Linked DNA regions of Mus musculus: all the other regions are linked to region 2. The links are chromatin loops, found by intact Hi-C in ENCODE. Cell type or tissue: heart. All regions are shown on one strand. Region 1 has its middle 9.7 kb from the start of Gm40122. Region 2 overlaps Psrc1 (proline/serine-rich coiled-coil 1). Region 3 holds the start of Atxn7l2 (ataxin 7-like 2).

Region 1 (8,000 bases), 220 kb before region 2:
ATCATGGAGAACGCTGAGTGCAAAAACATATCAGGGGGGCTGGAGAGATGGCTCAGTGGTTTCTGCTCTTCCAGCAGTCCTGAGTTCAATTCCCAGCAACTACATGGTGGCTCATAACCATCTATGCTGGACTCTGATGTCCTCTTCTGGCATGCAGGTGTATATGCAGATAGAGCACTCATATGCATAATACATACATATATATGTACACACACATATCAAGTCTGGGCAATGATGGTACATACCTTTAGTCCCAGCACTCTGGAGGCAGAGGCAGGTGAATTTCTGTGAGTTTGGAGCCAGCCAGGTCCACAGAGCAAGTTCCACAACACCAGGGCTACAAAGAGAAATCCTGTCTCAAAAAACCAAAAACAAAACAAAAAAACCCAGAACCTTTGCATGCTGCCTCATTCGCTGCCTTGAGTTCACATGAGCATTGACTCTGTTATGTAGATCTTGATTCCTTGGGGTCCTCCATCCTCTCTCGTTCTTACATTCTTTCTGCTCCCAGGATTCCCTGAGTCCCGAGGGAAGAGATTTGATGGAGACTTCTGTTGCGGGCTGAGTATTTCAAGGTACCTCACTCTCTGTATATTGTCTGGCTGTGTGTCTCTGAATTTGTTCCTATAACCTTCTCTGATGATGGCTAAGTAAGGCACTGATCTATGAGCAGAGCAAAATGTCACTGGGAGTTGTTTGCTACATTCTTTTAATAGAGCAGTAGCACTTGGCTTTACCTTAGGCCCCTAAGCTATCTAGTCTCAGGTTCTTGGTTCCCCCAAACAGTGTCAGGTGTGGGTTGGCTATCTCCAATTGATAATTACTTGCAAATGAAAATTTAATTTCCTCTAAGGGAGTCTCCCTGGGGGAACAAACTACTCTGGCTGTGTGTCCAGCAGTACTGGCCAGCAGAGAACAAATTCAGCGGCAGCTTTGGTGGTCCCTTGTTCCATAATGTAATGTCAGAGATTTTTGTTTCTTAAACTTCTCCGTCTCTCTGTCTCTTCCTCTCACTCTACAGGTCCTTTGCGTATCTTCTGTGGCTACCAGTTTGGTGTTTTTAAGGGATTCCTGAGTGTGTAAGTGGGTCTCCACATCTGTATCTATTTTTTATGAGTTTTCTTGGACTCATTCCTTTAGTTTGTTTGTTTTGTCCTATTCTGATGTGTTTGATTATATTGTATTATATTATATTGTATTATATATATATAGTACATAGTGTTTTCTAATGAGAGACAGAAAGGGGATAGAACCAGATGAAGGGATGTGGGGATGAACTGGGAGGAGTAGAGGGAAGGGAAACTGTAATCAGGATGAATTGTATTAAAAACAAACGTATTTTCAATAAAGGAAAAAAATATCAGGAACCCTGAATGGATATACACCCTTGTAATCTTAGCACTCAAGAGGCTGAGGCAGGAGGATCATGAATTCAAGGTTAGCTTATGCTACATTTGAGACTGTCTCAAAGAAAGGAAAGATCTGAGACAATGGCTCGGGTTAAAGCGCTTATGGTGCAGGCAAGAGGATGTGAGCCTGATCCCCAGAATTCACGTAAAGATAGCAATAGTGATAGCAGGTGCATGCAACTCTAGTACAGGGAGGCAGAGACAGGGTCCCCAGGGCTTTTTGGAGCAGCTAGTCTAGCCTAAAGGGTAAGTTCTTATGAGAGACCCTGTCTCAAAAGAGATGTAAGGCGTTTCCAAAGATGACACCCACACTTGCTCTGTGGCCTCCACATGGGTGCACAGACATATGCACATGCCCTAGTCATCATGACCACTCACACACAGATACAGGGACATGCACACAAACACACACACACACAGAGAGAGAGAGAGAGAGAGAGAGAGAGAGAGAGAAAGAGAGAGAGAGAGGCAGAGAAGGAAGGAAGAAGGAAGGAAGGAAGGAAGGAAGGAAGGAAGGAAGGAAGATGAAGAAAAGAAATTATCAAGATGTCCATCTTGAGTCGTTCACTTGACAGGAAAATAATTTGCATGTAGGAAAGAAGGGAGAATAGAAGGGAGAATAGACAGGCAGCTCTATGGGGTTGCAGGGGTCTTGTGAGCCTGGCTGAGGGGTCACACTTGGACATCAACACAGCAAAATGTTGTGGTCAGGGAAACCAGGGTCTATCCCCAGTGATCTTTGAGAGTCAACAGTTAAATATGACTGAACCTACAAGTTCCAGAGAAAAGGGAGCTAAACTAAACACTTTGGCTTTTCCTTGTGTTTTGAGACCAGAGAGAGGAGCATAAAGTGTGTATGTCATGAAGGAGCTAGGATGTAGGACCGATGGAAAAGGAAGGCCAGAGGGAACACAGAGAACCGGCCAGGCCAGAGGGGAGCAGACACGGAGATCAATGCTCCTCTGATTTCCAGTGGAGTCTTTAGAACTTAGGCCAGGTAACTGTGTGCAGGCTGCGTGTCTGATCTTTGGGGAGGAAATGAAAAGGGACAGAGGAGCAGTTTGGATACCAGAAACCCCCCCATTTAGGTTCCTGACGTCCTAAAACGCTGCCCAGGCTGACCCATGGGGGTGTGGCACCCAAGGCCAGCTTCCGATGCCCAACTGAAGACCAACTTTAGCCTTGGCCTATGAACAAAGAGCTGGGCTGATTTCCCCTCTGGAAAGAACCAAACCAGCCCTGGGTGTCATCTTGGAGCCACTTCTGCTCTATGTCTCTGGGGGAAAACTGTTCAAGTGTCTTGTGGTTAGCCCAACCCAACCAGGCCCAAGTGTGCACAAGGGAAAGCTAATTCTTTCCTCTCCAAGCTGGCCACCACCTCATGGTCTTTCTCCTTAGCAACTCTTCGTTCGTCCTAGTTCTCTCCCTGTACTTCTGGAATACCCACGATCAGAAAGAACCATGCCTTACTTGGCTCTCATGCCCATCTGACCACACTCCGAGACCGTTAACTCTGATCGGCTCCTTTGGGATTGAGAGATGTCTTGTGAGTGCCCCCTCAGAGTGCGTGATAAAGAGTGCTATGTAGAATCTGTCTTTCTTACAGTTTGGCTTTTAGGAATAATCTAGAGAGCGTCTACAGCTTCATACTGAGGCAGGGGGACCCTGGATAAGAAGGCTCAAGATGGGAAAAGAGAACCAACCAATCTGAGAGGTTTCAGGGCCCTCCGCCTGCACTGGTACATTTTAGCCACAGGAGGGCAGTGTTGGCCACAGAGCTCTGAAGAGTTACTGCAGTGTCTTGCTACACAGCTTCTCTTTGCCAACCCCACACCTGCTTTCTTTATCCTGGGGGCTTGTGGTCTCTTGGGCACCTTTCCACATGGCTGCAGTCTCGGCTGTGAAGGGTGGGCAGGAGGGACAGATCTCCCAAGAGAAAAGGCTGTGGCGGGTTTGATGAACTGATGTCCCCGCAGCTCCCCTGTGTGGACAGGTTAGCTTCCGTAAGCCTCGGCTTCTGATGAATAGTTGAATCGAGACTGCTGGCCGGGGAATGTCGTTTCCTGTGTGCATTTTGATCTGAGCCAACAGCTATGGTCTTTGGGTAGCTCCTGGCGGGCTCCATCTGTGGCCCTGACGCTTCAAAGGCTCACTGCCTGGGCAGGTGGGATAGAAGATGAACGAAACTGGACACTTTGGTCTCTCCAAATGGGTCTCTTCTTGGAATCACAGCCAGACAGAAAGAGTGCCCAGGAGTCGGGGATGGCCCAAGAAAGGGATAAACATAATCAATTGGGTCTGATCGGTTTGTGTTTGAAGTTTCAAATGGTGCTAGGGCTGGCTGGCAATGTATACTCTTCAACCCAGGCTACCCCTAAAAACCACGGGGCCATATTGACTTGCTCTGAATTAGAGGCTGCAGAAATCCCAGGCCCCTCCCTCCAGAGCCTTCTTGGGGATCCTAAAATACCCCCTCCTCTTCTTCTGACTTTGCTCTCAGCTCCCCCAGTACTTAGAGAGCACAGCTCACTGGCCTGTTCAGCCCTCAAGGCAGCCCCGCCCACACACCCCTGCTCTTGCCTTGTGCCCTTCTGACCCCAACCATTCTCTTCCTGGTCCTGAAATTACACACCAGGCCCCTGGAGAGTCTCTGTGGCACCTCAGCTTCCCTAGTGGGGCATCTGATCCCACGCTTGGGGGCTGACCCTCCGAGCACAGAGCACAAGGCGTGGCCTGGTTCTTTTCCCTAAGCTTCCCGTTCTTTGGACTGACTGCCCCATTTTCTCGCCTTTTCTGCCTTTCTTATTTGGCTCTTTTGTTTCCCTCCTTCCTCCCTCCTCCTCTCTGGCTCCAGGCTTTGGGTCAGCTCTCCACTCTCCTCCTGTCTCTGCTTGAATGTACACCTTTTACTTCCTCCCCTGCACTGAGCACACTGAAGCGCTGGTCCCTGCCTCCCTGGATGAGGGAAGGAATAGCAGAGGGAGGCTGGGCCAGCGGCCAGACTTGCCTTTAGCCTCTGGCTTGGGTATCTGGGACCTGTGTCTGGGAGAGTCCTCGACAGAGCCTCAGGCCTATGGAGCTGGCGGGGACCAGGGTTGAAGACCACTGCACCAAGTGACTGCAAGCAGAGAATAGGATATGACAGCAAGCAAGGGGAAGCCATCTCTCTCTCTCTCTTTCTCTCTCTCTCTCTCTCTCTCTCTCTCACACACACACACACACACACGAGAGAGAGAGAGAGAGAGAGAGAGAGAAGGGGAGGGAGGGAGGGAGGGAGAGAGAGAGAGAGAGAGAGAGAGAGAGAGAGAGAGAGAGAGAGAGAGAGAGATTCTGTAGCCTCTACTTCTGCCTCCCTAGACAGAATTCTGGGCCAGAAACCCTCTCAATGGCCACTGGAGGGCCCTGTCTATTCCTCCAGGGTGCAGATGCAGGGGCCCAGGTGGCTGCCAGCAAAATGCAGCTGGGGACTGGAGTGGAAGCTGCACCCTCAGGAAACAGGCCACACTTTCACCCCAGCCAGTTCCCGGCCTAATTAGAGACCGGAACGGCATTGATCGTCCCTGGGCTCATTATGTCACAGCTGGGGAACAGCTGGCCAGTCTTTTCCAGGCCATTAGCTGCGCCATGAAGTGGAGAAAAGGCGGGGGGGGGGGGGGGGGGGGGGAGTGAGCGAGCAGGATCAATACCCTGTCTGTGTGTGGGGGAAACAGCTTGGTGGCTGCCTCCCCTGGCTCTCTGGGCTGTGTTTCTCTCAAAGGCTGCCTCCTGCGCACAAGCTTCGAGTTCACACGTGGAAACCCAGCTCTAACCATCTGGGAGCTTGGTGAGTGAGATAGACACACTTTGGGGCCAGTGCTGGCCCAGTTCTGGGGACCATTCCAACCTTCTCTCCCAGGGTAATGGGAGGGGAAAGACTCGTATTACCTACCCAGTCTCAAAGGGGACCTTAAAAGTCCAGGTCCTCTCCACTCCTGCAGCAAGATGACACCCAAGGCAGCTGCTTCTCTTGGCCCCTGGCCACTTCAGTGTGCCCCTGGGCTCAGTTGGGTTTGGTTTCCTGTGAGATGGGGAAATGACAGCTCTTCTGATCCTTAGGGAATAGGGGTGATGGAAGGAAGAGATGACAGCTCTCCCCTGCCCCCCACACCCCGTCCCTGGCCTGAGGCTCAGCTGGGTGACACCTGAGGCAAGCTACCTGACCCCAGGAGTTCGAGGGAGCCCAGAATTGCTTAGTAAACTGACTCTTTACTTTCAGAGTTTTAAAGTGTCAAACCTGGGGTGGGGGTGGGGGGAAACCTCTGAAAAATCATGGGCTTCTCTCTCATTTGATTTAGTGAGAGATGGTGAGGCTGAGTGTTGAGCTCTGCCGTGCCTGCCTGAGTCGTCTTCTGTCAGATGCTCCTTCCGGGCCTCAGCCACCCCTCGCAAGCATCCCACATTGAGTTTTCACGGAGCCCTGAGGTCTCCCAGGCTCATGTCCTCGAGTTTCTGGCAGAGGTGGGAGAGGAGTGTTCGCTTTTGCCCTTCTTCCCACACAGCACGGCCATGAGAAACCGCGAGAGTCCCTAGGCCTCTCAGAGCCCCAGCTGCTGCAGTGCCAGACAGCGGTTCTGCCCCTGTGAACAGAGGCCAGCTACATACAACCTCCTCTGCTCTCCGGACTGCTAGGACAGCCCCTGCAGAGTCCGTCGTGAATGAAGCACAGACAGGCAGACAGACAGACAGACAGTGGTCTGAATTCTAGACTTGAACTCTATCCAGCTGAGTTCCAGCCCTTAGAAACCAGTACTTGGCTCTAAGTAGAAGCACATGGAAGGGAAGGGCACTGGGAATGTGTGTTACAGATGAGGAGGCTGTGTCCCTGGGAAGAGGCTTTGCTCAAGGTGAGATCTTCTCCACCAAATCAGAAAACACCCCCTACCCTCATCCCCACCCCTACCCTTGCTCCCAGTCCCCAACCTCTGCTCAGGGCTCTTAGAACAGTGATGAGATCTAGGACTGTCACGGGCATGTTGGTTACACCACCAGAGTCATCTATCAGATGAACTTCAGTAATGGAAAGGAGCAGTGACTACCTAAGAGGCTTAGCAGAGACCACTGGGCTCCACTCTGTCTGACGGTGAGCCATCTGTCTGTCTGCAGTCAAGCAGTGCTCAGGGCAGACAGAGTCTGGGGATAACTTTACCTCAGCTAAACTCCCTCTAGCCAGGCACACAGGAATAGACTAGAAACCAGGGTTGCTCTTCCTTCTAACATTGGGAGAGAAGGGGTTGTCTACAGGAGATAGATGCTGACATAGCAACAGGACCAGGGAGCAGGGAGCACGTAAGTGGGGCTTCCTGGGGCCACTGGCATCTTTGTTTCCTGTGTGCACAGGATGCTAATCTCTGTTTTCTTCTCTTGGACTCAGAACAGGGAGGGAAGGAGTGACAGCCTCAGCATCAGGGACTTAGATGTTGAATCCCTGTGGTTCAAGCTGGAATATGAGGGCTGGGGAGCAAGGGATGGCTGGAGCAGCTGGAGCAGGAGCCCCAGAACAGGGTATTTCAGGGACTAAGATCTAGCAGTGGAAGTCTTGTGATTGAAAAACAGAGCGCTGAGAATCAAGGACACCAGAGAGAGCCCCCTCTCCAAGCAGAGAAGGGGTCCAGGAAGGGGAACAAAGGGAGACAAAGATGCCTGTGGGGAGGAACATGGCTAAAGTCCCCAGTTTGTTCCCTTGGTGGCCTATGGCAAATCCTAGGCCAGATCAGGGCAAGTTCTGATGTGTAAGAAGTCCGCCACCACGGCCTTGAGGCTTACATGAAGGAATGTGGGGGAAAGGCTTTTACAAGGGTTCAGACCTCAGCAGTGATTTTCATTCTGTCTGCCAGTGGGTGGGAGGCAGCATTAGAACCCTGCTTCCTTAGCTGTCAGAGTAGCTGGATCGTATACAACACTGTGTGCCCGAGGATTTCCGTCACACGGGACAAAAGCAGAGGGCTTTTCTTCTAGAAGGGACTACCCAGGCCACTCAAGCAGATGTTTATGAATCTGTAACGACATCCGTCAGTCCCCACAGCATCTCTGCTTACACAGAGAGCATCAGAAACCAAGACATGTGCACTTACACAGCTGCACACATGAACACAAATATACGCACCATTGCCAAGCTCTGGTGGCTGTACCAACAGCCACCTCTTTCTGGTGGCCAGGTGGCCTTAGTTTTCCATCCATAAGAGAGACCATCCCCATGAGAGTGACCACAAGGAGAGTCCCCGGGTGAGAAGCTGAGAGGCCTGGGGGGAGGGGCAGCGCAGCACTCACTGGCTGTAGCTTCCTGAGAGAAACAAAGTACTCTGTGATATGCCTGCTGCCACATTTCATGGCTCACAGAGTTCTGCCACATATATTTTTATGTTAATATTTAATGCTGCCTGGTACTCTTGAGGGGCTCTGTCCTGTCAGCTGAGGCTCAGCGAGGTGAAATAAATGGTTTCTCCCAGATCCCCTGACTGGCAAAAGGCAAGATCAGAACCCTATCTAGTTCATTGAACCCAAGTCCGTTCACTCCCTGACATTACTATCTCCTCCTCATGGCTGTTAACCCTA
Region 2 (8,000 bases):
CAGCCTAAACAAAGCCCTGGGTTGGATTCTTCAGCATCACAGGAATGGATGTGGCAAATGTAAATTCAAGGTCAGTCCCAGGGGGCTATATGCTGAGCTTGAGACCAACCTGGGCTACTTGACTCCCTCATTTAAAACAAAACATAATAATAATAATAACAATAATAATAATAATAATAAGTTGGTGAGATGGCTCCGTGAGTAACAGCACTTTCCATCAGGGATGATGAAGCTGAGTTCAAGCCTTGTGACCTACATGTGAGGACTGTTGTCTACGTGATGAGCACACTCCCACATGCTGTCCTCTGACTTACACATGCATGTTGCCACATATGTGTATGTCACATACAGTAAAGAAATAAATATAAAGTGACTTTAAAAAAAGGAAAGTAGCCGGGTGGCAGTGGTGGCGCACGCCATTAATCCCAGCACTCTAGAGGCAGAGGCAGCCGAATCTCTGAGTTTGAGGCCAGCCTGATCTACAGAGTGAGTTCCAGGACAGCCAGGGCTACACAGAGAGACCCTGCTTTGAAAGAGGGGGGAGGAGGAAGGAAGGAAAGAAGGAAGGAAGGTAGGTAGGTAGGTAGATCTTGCTGGCTGATATCTTCCTTATAGGTTCTAGACAACGCCCTACCTACTATCTCCTCTCCTTAAGGCAGCAGAACACAGACTGCCTCCACTCTGGTCTTTTTTTTCCTTCCTTGTTCTGTTTCAGGAATCACCCACTTGCAATCTGTTCCCTGCATCCAAAAGCCCGGGGCGCTCTCCTCTTGCACAACCAATTCTTCCACCTCGGCGGAAAACTGGGTTCGGTGCCCGGACAACAGCAAGTGAGACCCAGGCAGCAGAGATGTGGGCGAGGCTGATGAGGGGAAGAGAGGAGCTGAGCTCCACCCTGACCCGACTACACTCCTGTCCACAGGCCCACCAATTCCTGTCAGACCAGTTCCACAGTCCTCAGCTAGCAACTCCCAATGTTCATCCCGGCTCCAGGGAGCAGCTGTCAAGTCTTCCAGTCGACTCCCTGTCCCTTCAGCCATCCCCAAGCCTGCCACCCGAGTGCCACTCATTGGGCGGAGTCTACCACCTGGAAAAGGTGCCCTAGCTCCAGATTCTCTCTCAACTCAGAAAGGGCATCCAAGCGCCATAGGGCACAGAGGTAAGATAGAGTGGACAAATGGTCAGGCTTAGCATGGTGGCACATTTCTGTAGTCTCAGCACTCAGAGGGTAGACACCAGAGAATAAGACGCTCAAGGCCAGCCTTAGCTATATAAAACCATGTCTCAGGAGAAAAAGAAAAACAAAATAGAGTCGGGCAGTGGTGGCGCACGCCTTTGATCCCAGCACTTGGGAGGCAGAGGCAGGCAGATTTCTGGGTTCAAGACCAGCCTGGTCTACAGAGTGAGTTCCAGGACAACCATAGCTATTATGGGGAGATCCTGTCTCAAAAACCAAAGAAACAAAACAAAAACAGAGAACCTTAGATAGAAGAATGTCTGCAGTGACACGGCTTGATCTTCCCCCACTACAGCTGTAACTGCTGTTAACACTACTTTCACGTAGTGTTAAGGAGGGAATGCCTTGCTTTCTACGTGGCTCATGGTTTTACCTTGGTCAGGAAACACATACCTTCATCCAGTCTTTCTGATGACGTCAGCTGAGCTTCGTTCTAACTCATCTCTTGTTAATTTCCATCAAGCCTCTGTTTCCCAGAAAACAAACCTTCCAACCACCAGTGCGGCTCGAGGCAGGACCACCAGTGCCGCTCGAGGCAGGGCGCAGCCCCTCAGGAAAGCTGCAGTCCCTGGACCGACTAGGTAAAACTGGTCCCTCTGTTCTCATCACCTGGGCTTCCAAGCTGCGGTGCACACAGCATCCTCGAATTCTGTGTTGAGTGGGGAGGAGAGGGGTGAGGGGTGCTACTCTCCCATCCTGAGGGGGTGTGAGTTTGGCTGGGTACCAGACAGGCTCCGGAGGAAGAAGGTTTTTTTAAAGCACCCCCCCCCCCCTCTTCTTTCAGGTAAGAAGAGCACGTCAGCAAACAAAGACTCAATAGCAAGCCACTACCATCTTAGCCATCAAAGTCTGGACTCTCCTCTGCCAGTGGTCCCTAACTCCAGTAGCTCTGTGCCCAGAGATGGGAGGAAGAGATGCCTCCAGGGCTGACCTCTGAAGTAGAGACTATGGGGGATCGGGTGCCTTGAGCTTGAGGGGACTCAACCCCACCCTACCCTGCCCTGAAAGAAGAAGAGAGGGGCAGAGGTCATCTGCCCGTGGAGAAACTCACAAACAAAATAATAAATGCAGGCAGAGTGACCTATCTGTCTCCTTCCATCTTGTGGTCAGGACTAGAGAGCTTGATCTTCTACCACGGTTCACTGGCCATTCCCATATGAGCGGCCTTAGGAGCCCGCCGGCTCAGTTCTCTATGACATGTCTTCCTGACTGGATACTGGTCTGTTTGGAAAGGCCAGGAGGACAGCTGATGTACAGAACTTGTTTCCTATGAATTCTTTGACTTCTCACAGGTCAATCAGTTATAAGCTTACTCACATCTTCATATTTTTTCTTAAATAAATGAATTAAAAAAATTTTTTTCTGTATATCTGAAAGTAGATTTTAACAGTTTTAAAATAAACGTCTGTGTAATTCTAGTGAGCTCTCAGACATAGGCCCTAGGGATTTGAACCTCCAGCTCCTGCAGCCGTGACTAGTCCCTTGGTGCCGGTCAATTCCAATCAAGTCTCCTTTCTCCTTTCAGTGTTTACAGATAGTCCAGATCAAAGTTGACTGAGGTTTCACCTACAGCGCCTGAGGCTGTTATGGTAGGAACTAAGTCTACTGTTACTCCTTAGACTTAACTATTATTTGACAAGACAATGGAACCCCTTAGGGGATAGAGGCCCTTTGTTGGTGTTGCTTCTGAGGTTGCCTCTACCTCACTTCATTAGGGTTGCCTGTGCTCTCTCTCTGCTCCTCTGCTGGATCCGAGGGCTGGCATCACAATTTAGTAACTCTGACTGTGCCCTTGTGTTATAGCTTGTCTGGTGGAACACTGCAGAATGGACACATGGTAGTGAGTACTCACTGAAAACAGAATAAGGTTTTAACAAGCCCAGCTTAGGATCCGATTTGTAGCCTTTGACTCCTGCAGTCAGAACTAAATCAGTCCTTTATGAAGAAGAAACTTCCCTAAAGGCAACTGAGCATAAAGGAGAAAGGGTGGCCCGCTACTGTGTCCAAAAGTGCTCTTAGGCCTTCAGCGCTCCTCCCCTATCCCCACATCCAGGGGCCCTCCATAGCATTTCCTTATGGCTGTCCGTAAGATTAATTTAATAACACCTATAAATACACGGGGACTATACACAGTGGTGGCTGCCTCTACATTCCAGCCTCTACAGCCACTGAAATTCTCAGAGCTGACACGCGGGAGGGAGCAGATAACACAGATGTCATGGGTTCTGATTTGAAGAAATACGGTACAAGGCAAGAAAGTCTCAGGTGTGTTTCCCAGATTCCAGCCTATCTCCCCTCAAACAGCCTGGCTCAGGGGGAGGTCTTCTGGGTGGGCTATAGTGAGGTCAAGCTTACCAACCAGCCAGTAGCTGAGTCCCCTTGATCTCCTGGGGTCTTCCAGGCTTGCTTGTCCTGGGCCTCCATCCCAGTGAATAAGTCTGCACAGAGCTCAGGAAACAGAAGTTGCTGGCAACTTCTAACTGGCGTCTGCAGTAGCAGCCAAGCCTAAGAACACACACCTCGGCATGGCCAGTAGGTGGCAGGTTTGTTCCGTTTTGGTTGGTTGGTTTTGTTTGGTTTTGGAACCAAGCCCTTGTGGGTGGGGAAGCAAAGCCAGCCACAAGCCCTTGTGTTGCTGCCACCTGGTGGCTGGAGCCGGCAAAGCATTTTCTCTCACTGGGTCAATCTTGAGTTTCTGCCTCCACCCAATAGGGCTCGCTGACTCCAAACCTGCCGAACTCACTTGGTGGTAGTGCTTACCTGCCACAGCTGCCCTTCTTGTTTAGCTACCTGCTTGCCGCCTCCTCCCTGGCTTAGATTTCTAATTTTCTCTCCGTCCTCCACACCTCTTCCACTCCACAAGCAACAACAGGAGAAGCCAGTGTTTATTGGCCTCTTGCTATGCACTGTGAAAAGTTGTAAGCACTTTGCATGTGTTAAGTTATTTAATCCTCCTAAAAGCTCAATTAGGCAGCTGCTGTTACCACTGCCCTCATTTTGTAGACAGAGAACCAAGGCGCAAACAAATCAGGCTGCTGCTTGAGGTTCCAGGGTTGGTTCATTATATCCTCATTTGTTGGATGGAGCTTTCAAAAACAAAAATTAGGACTAGAAGTAGTGTCACCAAATACATACTTATTCCCAGAATGAGTGTATGCTTTATTCCCCCAAGAAAACAGACAGACAGACAGACAGCCCACAATAGCCAGGTGGTGGTGGCACACACCTTTAATCCCAGCACTTGGGAGGCAGAGGCAGACAGATCTCTGAGCTCGAGGCCAGCCTGATCTATTGAATGAGTTCCAGCCAGGGCTATACAGAGAAACCCTTACCAAAAAAAAAAAAAAAAAAAAAAAAAAAAAAAAAAAAAAAAAAGAAAAAGAAAAAGAAAAAGAAAAAGAAAGAAAAGAGAAAAGAAAAAAGCCCCAGAAACTCCCACTCCACTTCTTCCTATCTACCGAATTCTGCCTTAGAAAACGTGTTTGTCTGGGACTCAGGCTGAGAACCGGCCTGATTTGTGTAGCCTCTCCACCCCCTCCATCCTCTCCATCCTCCCCATCCTCCCCAGCCTCCCCAGCCTCTCCATCCTCCCCAGCCTCTCCATTCTCCCCAGCCTCCCCAGCCTCTCCAGCCTCCCCATCCTCCCCAGCCTCTCCATCCTCCCCAGCCTCTCCAGCCTCTCCATCCTCCCCAGCCTCTCCATCCTCCCCAGCCTCTCCATCCTCCCCAGCCTCTCCATCCTCCCCAGCCTCTCCAGCCTCCCCAGCCTCTCCAGCCTCTCCAGCCTCCCCAGCCTCTCCAGCCTCTCCAGCCTCCCCAGCCTCTCTAGCCTCTCCAGCCTCCCCAGTCTCCCCAGCCTCTCTAGCGGTACAAGCTTATATCCTAGGGGAAAACAATATCCACCTATCTTCCTTCTCTCCCTTCCAACCGCCAGACTCAGCGCTCTGTGCTGTTGCGGCTTTAGTCTCTCTGTCCTCAGGATCGTCAAGGTTCTACCTACCCTGTTTCCCACAATCCAGGCCTCAACCCAGGCTGCTTTACAGAAGCCAGCGATGACATGGCTCCTGCACAGAACTAGTTTATTCAGTAGTATGGGGGGGGAAAAAAAAACAAAAACAAAAACAAAACTCTACCATATTTACAGCGACAATCAAACTGTACAATCTGATGGTTAGTATCAAGTTAGCATCCAGCATCTTTGTATTTTTTTTTAAGTCAAGTCATCAGTAGTTAAAAAAAAATATATCCAGTTAAATTTTTAACCCTTTACAGGAATTGCTGAGGGGAAGAGGGCAGAGGGCAGGTGAGAATCCATGGCAGAAAAGCCAGCGGCCAGCCTTCCAAATGAGAGACAGGGACATCTTTCCTGCCTCCTCGAGCCTTTATTCTACACCTGCTCTAGAAGGGAAGTCAGTGACAAGTCTGGAATACATGCTCAGAGGAGAGGGGGACTCAAATGAACGGTGGTTGCAAAAACCCGAGGAGAGCAAATGGAGCGAGAGGAAGGATGGTAGGCCCCAAATCCAGGGCTGCCAGGGACTCACCCAGCCTGCAATGGGCACATGAGACCCCCTGGGGACCAGACACAAACCCATCCCAACACACACACACACACACACAAAAAAAAAACCCAAATAAATAAAAAATATATTAACTCTCTCTTCGCAGGGAGCTGGGGTCAAGTAGGGGGACAATGGGGACCAAGGACCTGGTTCTTTGAAGAAGAGAGCCAATTCCAGGAAGGGGTTAAAAATAGAACATGTCTCAGAGGCCACAGCAGGTCAGACAAAAAAAAATGGCATTTGTCTGATTTGGCGGGGAGGGGGTGAGTGGACAGCAGAACCCAGACCTGGCACCTGTGCTGGGGGCCCCTCAGGGCCACCATGCCAGCTCTGCGCTTACCCTTCCTCCTGGGACCGCCCACACAGCAAAGAAGCAATGGAAGAGTGACTGGCCCTACCTGCAAGGGTGGGCAGGAGAAATGAAGCACTTTGGGGTCAGCAAACTGAGCAAACACCTGGGCTGTAGCACATGGCCAGAGTCCAGGAAAAGGAGAGGGGCTGGGGTAGTCCTTCCCCATCACGGGGGCAACAGGCTTCCCCTTAAAAAACGGTTCATGCAGCATTTGGGGGGTCCAGGGGCCATGAGTCCTTCTGCCCCTGGCCGGACAGGGCTTGTCAGTTCCTGGGAGAGGTGGAACTGGCGGGTGGAAAGTGCCTTTGTTTTTTTTGTTTGTTTGTTTTTGTCCTGACCCCTCACCAACTGAGGCCTGTCTGTCCGTCTGTCCGGTGCAGCCTTGCAGGGGCTCCTGCCCCTGGTGCACGTGGCTTTGTCCTTTCCTTTTGGTGATGGCAAATGAGGGGCAGGCCCCCTAAGAGTCCCTCTCCTCCCAGAGGCACAGGAGATGAAACTGAAGAGAGGCTGGGACACGTCCTGGGTGGTCCTGTCCTCTTTGGGAAGGGGAAAGGGGAGTCCACTTCCGGCGTATAAAAACAAAAGTAATCCCTGAAGTCATGAAGAGTGGAGATCCTTTTTTTAAATTCTTTTTTCCTCTTTTTTTTTTTTCTGAAAAACTTTGTCTTGGAGATGTTGGCCCCCCCGAGGGTCCAAAGTGCAGTGAGGGGGAGGTGGGGGAGGGACTTGGCACTAGTTGGCCTTCTGGGTGCAAGGCCCAGGCTCCTCAGATGGACGGTTCGTCGCTGCTGCTTCGGAAGGCAGGCAGGTGGGCGGTAGGGAGCAGGGGCAGGATAAAGCAGAAGACAGGATTGGGGCATGAGCGCAGCGGGGGAAGGGGACGAAGGAACACCGGCCCAGGGTTAATGCAGGAAGTTAAAGAAGAGAAATCTGGAGAGGCAGGAGAGGAGAGTGGCAGAGAAGGCAGACAGAGGGTTAGCTGGAGCAACAGAGGGGACAGTGAACAGCTTCCACCAGAAAAAGAAACAGAAAAGCAGCCCCAGCCCCCACCCTCTCGCAAGACGGGGGACAGGCATTGCGCATAAAGCCCAGGGGGTCTGGTGTACCCCCAACAGAGCACCATGTTGTCTGGGCGCACAAGGGAGCTGGACTCCGCTTAGCCCAACTGCCAAGCAGAGTAGCCCGGTGAAGCTCAGAGGCAGCAGTGGGTCAGTGGCTTGGGTTAGCAAGGACCTCAGGCAGGTTCCCCCCACCCCACCCCCGTCTCTCCCGCCCGACTCACTCAGAGCCAGAGGAGTCCTCATCCACCGTGCCTGCCTTGATGCTCATGGCGACAGGCATGACCCCATTCAGCTGTTCCTGCAGAGACTGGCGCGGAGGTGGGCGGGGAGGAGGTCCGTGCCGACTGCCCTCACTGATGGAGGAGCCCCGAGAAGACCCTGTGCCCTGCTCCAGGGGCAGCCTTAGGAGGCTGCTCTTTTCGCTGATGGTGGGCAGACACTTCTTCTTGAGGATGCCTAGGTACAAGGTGTGGGTATCATGAGATGGGAAGTCCTAATAGCTCCGGCAAGAGAATGGGAGAGTGGAGCTGATGGGAGAGACTCCACTCACCTTTGTGAGGTTGGGTAGAAGGGCCCGGAAGGGGTCCCAGAGACCCTTCCCGAGTTAGGGCATCTCCATTCTCCCGTGGCCGCTCTTCAAGGGGCCCACTACCACTATTCTCCTTTGTTGTGGTCCCAAAGTCTCCCAGCCAAGGGACCTTCCCAGAACCCGGACCCCCATCTGTCAAAGAAAGGAAACCAATAGTCCCAGAGAGGGCAGACAGTTAGGATAGCCACCACCCCAGCTC
Region 3 (8,000 bases), 180 kb before region 2:
TCCAGGGGAGTCCTTGGGGAGGCCTCCTGGCTGACTGAGGAGAGCAGAGGGTGGGGCCACCCTGACTCCATGTGCATCAGGTTTCGGGAGACTGGATATCTTCTCCAGATTCACCACAGGCACGAAAAGGCTACACGTGGAGAGAGGGTATGGGCTGGGAGGTGGGGAGGCTGGGACTGGGGTCTGGACTCTAGCCCAGAGCCATCTCCTCCCTAGCTCTGGAGCTTGGGTGAACTCCAAGAGAGGCGTGGAAAAAAAGGGGGAGCCCATGTTCCCTGGAATATATGGGAAGGAGCTGCAGATGGGGTTAGCTATTTCTTGGCTGTGAGCAGTATCCTGCAAGCAGGGCTAAGTGTCAACCCTTTCTTGGGTCAGGGTCAGGGCTACTTTTAGGGGTTTCCAGCTTCTTCTTACCAGAGGCTGTCCTTCTGGGTCTTCTCAGGAGGCTGATGGCCACGGCTCCGGGACCCCTGGCCCTTCTCCCTGGAGGAGGTTTTGGTGGAACCTGGGGCTCTACAAGCTGGGCCCTGCCCATTCACTACATGGCATTTTTGAGAGCTGGCAGGGGCTGGAGGTGGGGGTGGGGCCCGGGCATAAAGCTTGCTGAGGGGCCCATGTCTTCTTTCTGTCACCAGGAGGTGGAGAGAGTAACTGAGGTGAGCGGTATTGAGTGCCTCCTTCCCCCTCTCCTAACCAGCCCGCCAATCCCTAGCGCTTGGGTTGTGAGTGTCTCTCCTTCCCATTTAAGATTGAGCCTTTCAAGAGTCAAAATTCTAGACCACGCTTCTTGAGCCTCTTAACTTCACTTGATGCTAGAAGCTTGTTCCAACAATAATCCCGACACCTCCAACACTCAAGCTGTCCCCAGCACCATCTTCCTTTAGCCCATATGACCTCCAGACTGACAATGTCCTAAGAGGTCCATGTTCCACCATCCCACCCACCCGCCCGCCCCCTTATCGCCTCCCTAGGGTGCCCCTCACCGCAATGCTTCTGGAAGGCTTGGGGCTTCACCACCTGGCTGCAGTGGTTACATACAACCAAATAGAAGTCATCATGGGCAGGGCAGTGCCCGAAGATGGACATGTCTGCAACGACAGAACCCTTTATCACTCGGGTCAAATTCTCCGGATTTCCCTAGCTCAAGGAACACTCTCAACGCCACCACTTAGAAGACGCTCAGCCTTCCAACTGATAGTTCTGCTGGACGCTCCCAGCCTCCCCAGTCCATCTGACCAGACCCAAAGTGTATGGGCTTTCCTGTATGTGGGCACCAACCACACGTGATTAGGATCACCACCAGCAGGTCCCAGGGGCCAGGACAACTGACTGACTCAGACTTATCAAAAGGAGGTTTCTTCCCCCAGCAGTCCCGCTGCTGCTTCAAGCTCCTTCCTCCAGTGGGAGAGGGAAAGCTTGGTCCACGTTCCCGACACCCAGCCTCTGTGCAGGACTCCCACCTTCTTTAATGAGGGTCATGGCGTCAAGTTTCTTCGTGTTTTTGCTGTTCTCCTCTAGTTCAGCCCCTGGAGGAGAAGCACAGTTGAGGATGCCCACCCGAGTCCCAGAACCCAGCAGGGCCTGCAGCCCAATGGTATGAAGCCCACATTCCCAGACAAGCACTCAGAATTCCTGAAGACACTTTCCACGGGTCACTCACAAATGCCTATGATGACCCCATTAAGGATCACAGTGACCCTTCACTCCCGGGTACAGTACAGAGTTAGTTCCACGGCTGACTAGATGGGCCACTATGGGTAAATGTCTCTTTTCTGGGCCTTGCTTCCCCCATTTAAAAGGGAAATGGTTCTAAAATTTTTCTACAGGTCCCTTTTGAGACTGCTCGCATGGGTCCTTTCTTCTACTCTGTGGCATCCCAGACAAATGCCCTCCCAGATCCCCACCCCCATAAACTCATTTTGCTCCACCCAAGTTACCATAGTATCATCAAAGTTACACTCAGCTTCTCAGGTCCTGCACTGATAGGATGGCCATAGAGTAGAAAAACTGTTGTCTTTGGACCCTTTGGCATCTTCAAAGTCTCCTTGATCAGCTACGCAAGCCCCTCCCCTTCTTAGGGGGGCTTTGTCCAGGGGTTGCCCTTGTACCTCAGTTTCTGGGTTAATGACAAAAACATCTTAGCTGTGCAAAGCAGCTCTTTCCCCATCCCCCTACCTCACTCCTCGCCCCCCTCCTCTAAGCCCCCTCCCTGTCCCTTGGGGTGGGGGTGGGGGGATCAATTCTGAGTCACCAAATCTGAGTCCATTTCCAGTTCTCAGTGCACCTAGACCCAGCGAGGGCCCCATCTTAGCCCACTCAGCATGGGGGCAGTCCAAGGGTGGCCTGTATGCCCATCTAGGATGACTCTCTAATGCTCACTAACAGAGTGGCCCCTTTCTAGGATGAGAAGATTATTGGCAATCATAATACCCAGATGTAAGTGGTAGTGGGTTAGGCATGCAAAAGATAAGGGGCAGCTCCCACTCTTTTAAGTCCCTTAAATTCAAGTGTGGGGAATGACAGAACAGAGCTGTAAGTCAGAGGTCTCAAAAGAGAACAAGTGGCATTAGAGACCGCTCCATGAGATCTCCTCCTCCACCTCTTCTCACTTGCAAACTTCTTCAGGGGTGTGATGCTTGTTGTCACCCCGAAAGGCCACGAGGCCAGGTGCTCCCTGGGGCCCAGGAGACAAAGATCAGAAGGGGCTGCAGGCCTGCTCACCAAAGACACTCAAGGGCCTACAGAAAATAGGGGTCAAGGAAGAGAGCCAAGGGGCAGGACAAGAGGCCCAGGAAAGGATGGAGGCTTGGAGTCATGTATGGATGGACTGATAGAGGGAGGTCGGGAGGATGGATGGATGGATGGATGGAGGATGGATGAACTAAAGCAGAGGGGGCGGGGGTTCGGGAAAACTGAGCAGACAGGGAGACGTTGAAAGAAGCTAAGGTGCGGGGCAAAAGGCGAAGAATCAAGTGGGTGGGGAGGGGGGCACAGAAGTGGGGTGCGTGGGAAACACGTGGAGAGGACTGTTGCAGATGGGTAGAGCCGGAGCAGGTGCAGAACCGAAAAAAGCTGGAGGACGGCTCACGAGAAGAAAGATAAAGGCAAGTAAAGTGGGGGGCAGGTACTGTACACCCGCAGAGACAGAGGTGGGCAGGGTGGGCTGCGAGCGATACGCCGGCGCTAGGACCCGGAGGCGCGAAGGTGTCTGAGCAGGCGGGCACTAGGACCCGGCGGGTCCTTTGTTTGGGGGGCCGGGGAGCCGGACGGCGGCTCTAGTCGGCGGCTCCCCTCAGCTGGAGGGGGCCCTGGGGGGGAGGGGAGATAGTGATGGGGTCCCCGGATTCTAATGTGTCTGTACTCACCGTCTGCCGCAGGCAGGTCGGCCCGCTCCACCCACGAGCTCCAGCTCTGTCCCGCGAAGTCATCGAGACTCGGCACTCGCCGCTCCAGAGCGGCCATTGCTGCCACCGCGCGTTCACGCACCGCCATCACCGCCGCGGACGCGCGCCCGCCCTGGCGCCGCCGCCGCGCGGCCCCCTCCCCCCACCCTCCGACCGGGGGCACGCCTCCCTCTCCCCCTACCTTGCCAGTTCACTCTCTGCGCAAGCGCAGCTCGTGCCTCCTGCCACTACCTCACTCTCAACACAGCTTTCTGGGAAGTGTAGTTGCGGAGGGGTGGCGATGCTTACGGAGCTAGCCGAGGGATCCCTTCCGAAATGCACAATCGCACGCGGGGAAGGAGAGATCAAAGCCTCGGGATATCCTCTTTCAACCCCTCCGTACACGTCCTTTGTGCCACTAGTTCACTCTCCCAAACTTACTGCGCATACCCGAGCCCCAAACCTCTTTCTGCCCAAGATACTCTTCTAAAGCCGTGCATCCGCCAGCTGGCTGGCGCCCCTTCCTGGGCTGGCGGCCACGAAGCGCCTCTGCACCCCTGTAGATCGAATAGGGTAGGTGCAAGGAGGTGGGCGCAGTGAATCAGAAGGGCAAGGGGAGGGAGTGTGCAGGACGTGCTGAAGGACACAGGGCTTGGGGTGGGGGAGGGCCACAGCTCCTGTGCTGTTCCTCTATGGGAAACGCACGCTGCCTTGATGCAGAACGGAGGTTTGGAGTACTGTGTCTTAGGTTTGGGAGGACCTGGCTGAGCTTGCTAAGATCACCTGTCAGTATGACAGAAGGCTATCGCCGATCCAGAACCAGCCCCAGAACTAGGGTAGCCCCAAGGCTGCTGGTGTTTGCAGTGTCTCTGCTGATCGTCTCTCTCCTCCTGGGAACTACAATCGATAACCTGCACCGCCTCTTCCCAAATCCTGGCTGGACCCTGACTCCATTCATCATTTTGGCTTCTTTTTCTAGTGAATCTTTTCACCGCTGGAAAAGCTGCTATTGAAGCCTTGGCATAGGGAGGTTTCTCATATCTATCTTTTCTTTTCTTTCTTTCTTTCTTTCTTTCTTTCTTTCTTTCTTTCTTTCTTTCTTTTTTTCTGCTAAGGTCCAGAAAGTACCTTAATCACCCACCTTCTCAGCTGATAATATTTCTTCCCACCCTCACAGAAGAGACAAAAATCTACCTTCATCTCCGTCCCCATTCTCATTGGAAATTAAATATTAATCCTCTTTTTCTTTGACTACCTCACCCATCACGCCATATTGCATCCCTTTGCCTAAAATGAAGCCAAGTTTGGGAGCAATTAAGTCAAGGTCTGTGACTTTCTGCCTCCCATATAAGAGCAGTTTAACTACATAAAGAATAACATCTGAGGGCAGAAGTTCTAAACCTAAGACCCACCCAGAGGTGGTCCCTAAGAGGCCCAGAAACCTGATGAGACTAAATGTAAAACTGTGCCCAAGTACATTTTTCTAGAGAATGTAAATGTGACATGTGACTGTCTGAGGAGATGGATAGGTGTGAGTTTGTGCAGCGTGAACACTACAGTGAGAAGAGGGAAGCATATGGCCCTCGATTTGTCCTTTGGGTCACAGATGGTAGGAGAGCAAACGGAGGCAGCATTGTGGAAGCCACTGTCTTTTGCCTTTTGAGTTTGGTCCAAGTTTGCTAATGAGTCTTGGTTTCTTTGGAGTAATTGGGTGCCGCCAAAAGAGTCGATGTCACTAGACTGGGGCTTGCCAGAAGCAATTGCCTAGCCAGCAGACTCTGTTGCCTGGGGTTCAGAGTTGCAAGGAGAGGAGTGTCTTGGTAGAAATGCTGAAATTTGTCCAAGAACATAGAGCGAGGGAAAAGGAGAAGGGGAAAAAAATCCCCAGAAGTCCTCTGGTCTTGGCTTCTTCTTGGCAAATGTTCGCAGCACTGTTTATTCAAATGTGTAGTAACAAGCACCACAGAACAACATGCAACATTCTCCCCACATCCTCGATCTGCAATCCCAGAAATAGGAGGCCCATGGTCAGGATGTTGAAGGGGACTCATGTCTAAGAAAGGTCCTGGATAGGCGTCTCCACATGGTAAAGTCTACCAGGGCAAAGGGCAAGTTCCCTGCTTGTTGGCCTCCTGCAATAGCTAGAGAAACCAGACACCTCTCCCGCTTCAGGCCTGACTAGGCAAAGTGGTGGTGCCAGCCCTGGTTGGAGAGGACACGAGTCTCATGAGGACAGAGCTGCCCTTGGCACTTACTGCTGCCCAGCCCCCTGGAGGTAATGAGGTGAACTGGTCTTTCCTCTTCCGGCGGCCATGGAAAGACCATAGCCTAAATCAAGACTCTCTTGGCCATAGCCAGACTCTTGCCAGGAAGAGCCTTTTCAACCCTAGAGCGAGCCCTGGAGTACGAATGCTCGGTGGGAGTGGATAACTCCTACTCTAAAGTAGTTGATGGGCCAGTTGCTAACTTGGGCCCCAAATGAGAACACTTTATCCGTCACAGTTCAAATAAATTATAAATATAGACGCAGAATCCAAACACAGTTTGAGTCGAAGCTGCTCCCAGATCCCCACAGGGACTTGTTTGAAGAAAAATGGTCACTCTTTTGTTCTTTGTACCTCTGGAGCTGGAGGCAAAACTGTCTCCCTTGTCCTTAAGTAACCATGGGGACAACTTAGGATAGAGAGTTTCAGATTTAGGATCATTCTCACCCTCATCAAATTTTCCCCTCCTTAAATCTTTTCCCTAAAATCTTAAGCAGAAAACAAAAATTCCAAATTATTTTACTGAATGGCTCGGGAGCATCTGAAAGTGTGTAAATATCCTACTTCCTCTGAAGGGTGGGGGAATTGTAACCCAAAGAAGAAATGAACAGCCCAAAGTTAAGGATTCTGAGCCCTGGGCCCCCAAGAAATACATCTTGATGTGGGTAGCATTGAGGAAGGCAAGGGGGTTGGAGAGGGTCGATCATGTCATGAGGACAGGTTGGCACAAGGTACATTCATCTTTGGGGTGCTAAGTGGGACAATTGCCACTAAATTGGGAAACGGCTGGTTTCTTCCTTCTTTATCATCTTTCCCTAAGCAACCCTACTGCCAGGGTAGATCAAGGGGTTTTGATCTGGGTAAAAGGCAGATGGCATTTGCCCAGTTGGTACCCTCTGGCCTTCGGGCCCAAAGAGGGATGACAGGAGGAATCAGGGAGAGGAGACACACCAAAGACAAATATGGATCTGGGTCCCGAAATGAAGAAGCACCAATAGCATCGGGCTGCCCAGGACTGGGGAAGGATGGGGCCTGGCTACTGCATGGAGGCGAGAGACAAGGACAGATAACCCTCTTTGTAAAGATGGGACAGAAAGGTTTGAAAGAACTAGAAAAGGTGCTGGCTTGAGAAAATGAACAGACGGTAAGGGACAGGTGGGCCCATGTATCCTTGTCCCGGGACTCCTGGGCATCTCATGTCACGATGGTCCTTCAGGCCCTCCCAAAGCCCACAAAACCAAGGCCGAGAAGGAGAAGGGAGTAAGGGGTTTCATGAGTAAGTGGTGTATAGGGTGCTACCGAAAGTGTTCCAGCTGAGGGAAAGGAAGGGCTGAGGGAACAGAAAACTTATTCTGCCAGCAACTTTCCTCACTTTCTTCCTTGGTGCTGCAATGTACTTGCAACTCTCTCTGCTCCCATTGGGTCCGGGTCTCATGTGGACCCTTAGAGGGACCTCTGATAGGATAATGGGTCTCCCTGCTTCACACATGGTGGGAGCACACTGGGCTCTGGGAGGGCTAGAGATAGGATACAGATTAGATGCCAGTTATTGAGGGATGCCACAAAATCACTGGTGGGCCCTCCACACAGAACTCAGGGCAAGGTTGCCAGTCAGCTTCCCCAAGTAAGATGCTTCAGTCCAGGCAGCAGACAAGAAGCACTGAGATCCTGCCGTTTGCTGCCCCAGCAGGATGAGGGATAGGAAGCCAGTGGAGGTCTGCCCAGGTTACCAACAGCTGATGCCCACCCATCCATTCTCTCAAATCTCAAAGTCCAGAATGATGGGGGAAGGGAGTTGGAGGAGGAGGGAGAGGAGGAGCAGGAGGAAGAGGAAGAGGAGGAGGTCCTGTAGAAGCTGGAGGAGCTGACAAGGTGCCGTCCAGTTGGGGAGTAGGCAGATGAAGGCTGCTTACTGCTTCTCCACTGCCCCCTGCTCCGCTGCACTCTCCTGGCTGGGGCCCTGGCCCTGGTCCTGGCCTTGTCCGTGCCACGGGGTCTCTTTGAACACAAACCAACAGTTTCCAGCCCACAGGAAGAAGTTGATAAAGCCAAAGAGCTACAAAAGAAATCAGGAGAGTCTGTGAGAATAGTCAGGAAAGTGCTACATGAGAAACGGGAGGAGGAGAAGCACAGAGAACTTGGTATAGAGACAGGGCTCAAAGCCACTGTCTACTAACAGATTTTCTAGCGAAAGTGTCTAAACTCTGTCCAGAGGACTCATTCACAGTGTAGCTTGGTCACTACTCGAATCTGGCCCCGGGAATGCTAAGTAAATCAAGGAACACATGCTTGCCTTCCTGAGGTGAGCGTGGCTGGAGCTGTCCAAGGTACTCCCCTAGGGCTAAAGACTAAT

The links. Peaks named below come from ENCODE experiments on the same cell type or tissue, not always from the same donor. Only the 100,000 strongest peaks of a DNase experiment are listed, where the experiment ranks them.
Region 1: it touches region 2 in a loop (4-fold over the local background); 24 of 42 quality-filtered maps call a loop at or near these places.
Region 3: a loop joins it to region 2, with 2.4 times the contacts of the local background. A loop is called at or near these places in 3 of 42 quality-filtered maps.

What each region holds. Positions count from the first base shown.
Region 1 is chr3:108,161,738-108,169,737 of GRCm38, forward strand. No RefSeq gene overlaps it. Among named protein-coding and RNA genes, the nearest start is that of Gm40122, 9.7 kb to the right of the region's middle. In heart, a CTCF peak has its summit at 4,811 (motif pointing right); DNase peaks (open chromatin) are centred at 3,194, 4,034, 4,894, 5,364 and 2 weaker places; H3K4me3 peaks cover 334 bases; H3K27ac peaks cover 785 bases; H3K27me3 peaks cover 1,989 bases.
Region 2 is chr3:108,385,578-108,393,577 of GRCm38, forward strand. It overlaps Psrc1 (proline/serine-rich coiled-coil 1), which reads left to right. Exons shown (of 8, transcript NM_019976.3): 5 at 716-830; 6 at 923-1,159; 7 at 1,701-1,818; 8 at 2,022-2,654. The coding sequence ends at 2,025. Celsr2 (cadherin, EGF LAG seven-pass G-type receptor 2) reads right to left here. Exons shown (of 34, transcript NM_017392.4): 32 at 7,763-7,933; 33 at 7,434-7,668; 34 at 5,271-7,081. The coding sequence ends at 7,054. Among named protein-coding and RNA genes, the nearest start is that of Psrc1, 5.7 kb to the left of the region's middle. In heart, a CTCF peak has its summit at 3,813 (motif pointing right); a DNase peak (open chromatin) is centred at 3,844; H3K4me3 peaks cover 819 bases; H3K27ac peaks cover 1,530 bases; H3K27me3 peaks cover 431 bases.
Region 3 is chr3:108,206,980-108,214,979 of GRCm38, forward strand. It overlaps Atxn7l2 (ataxin 7-like 2), which reads right to left and starts at 3,548. Exons shown (of 11, transcript NM_001289545.1): 1 at 3,366-3,548; 2 at 1,461-1,526; 3 at 984-1,088; 4 at 415-625; 5 at 1-130. The coding sequence starts at 3,492. It overlaps Sypl2 (synaptophysin-like 2), which reads right to left. Exons shown (of 6, transcript NM_008596.1): 6 at 5,287-7,703. The coding sequence ends at 7,557. In heart, CTCF peaks have their summits at 3,913, 4,112 and 5,683; DNase peaks (open chromatin) are centred at 3,352, 3,572 and 5,602; H3K4me3 peaks cover 2,589 bases; H3K27ac peaks cover 2,551 bases; H3K27me3 peaks cover 1,550 bases.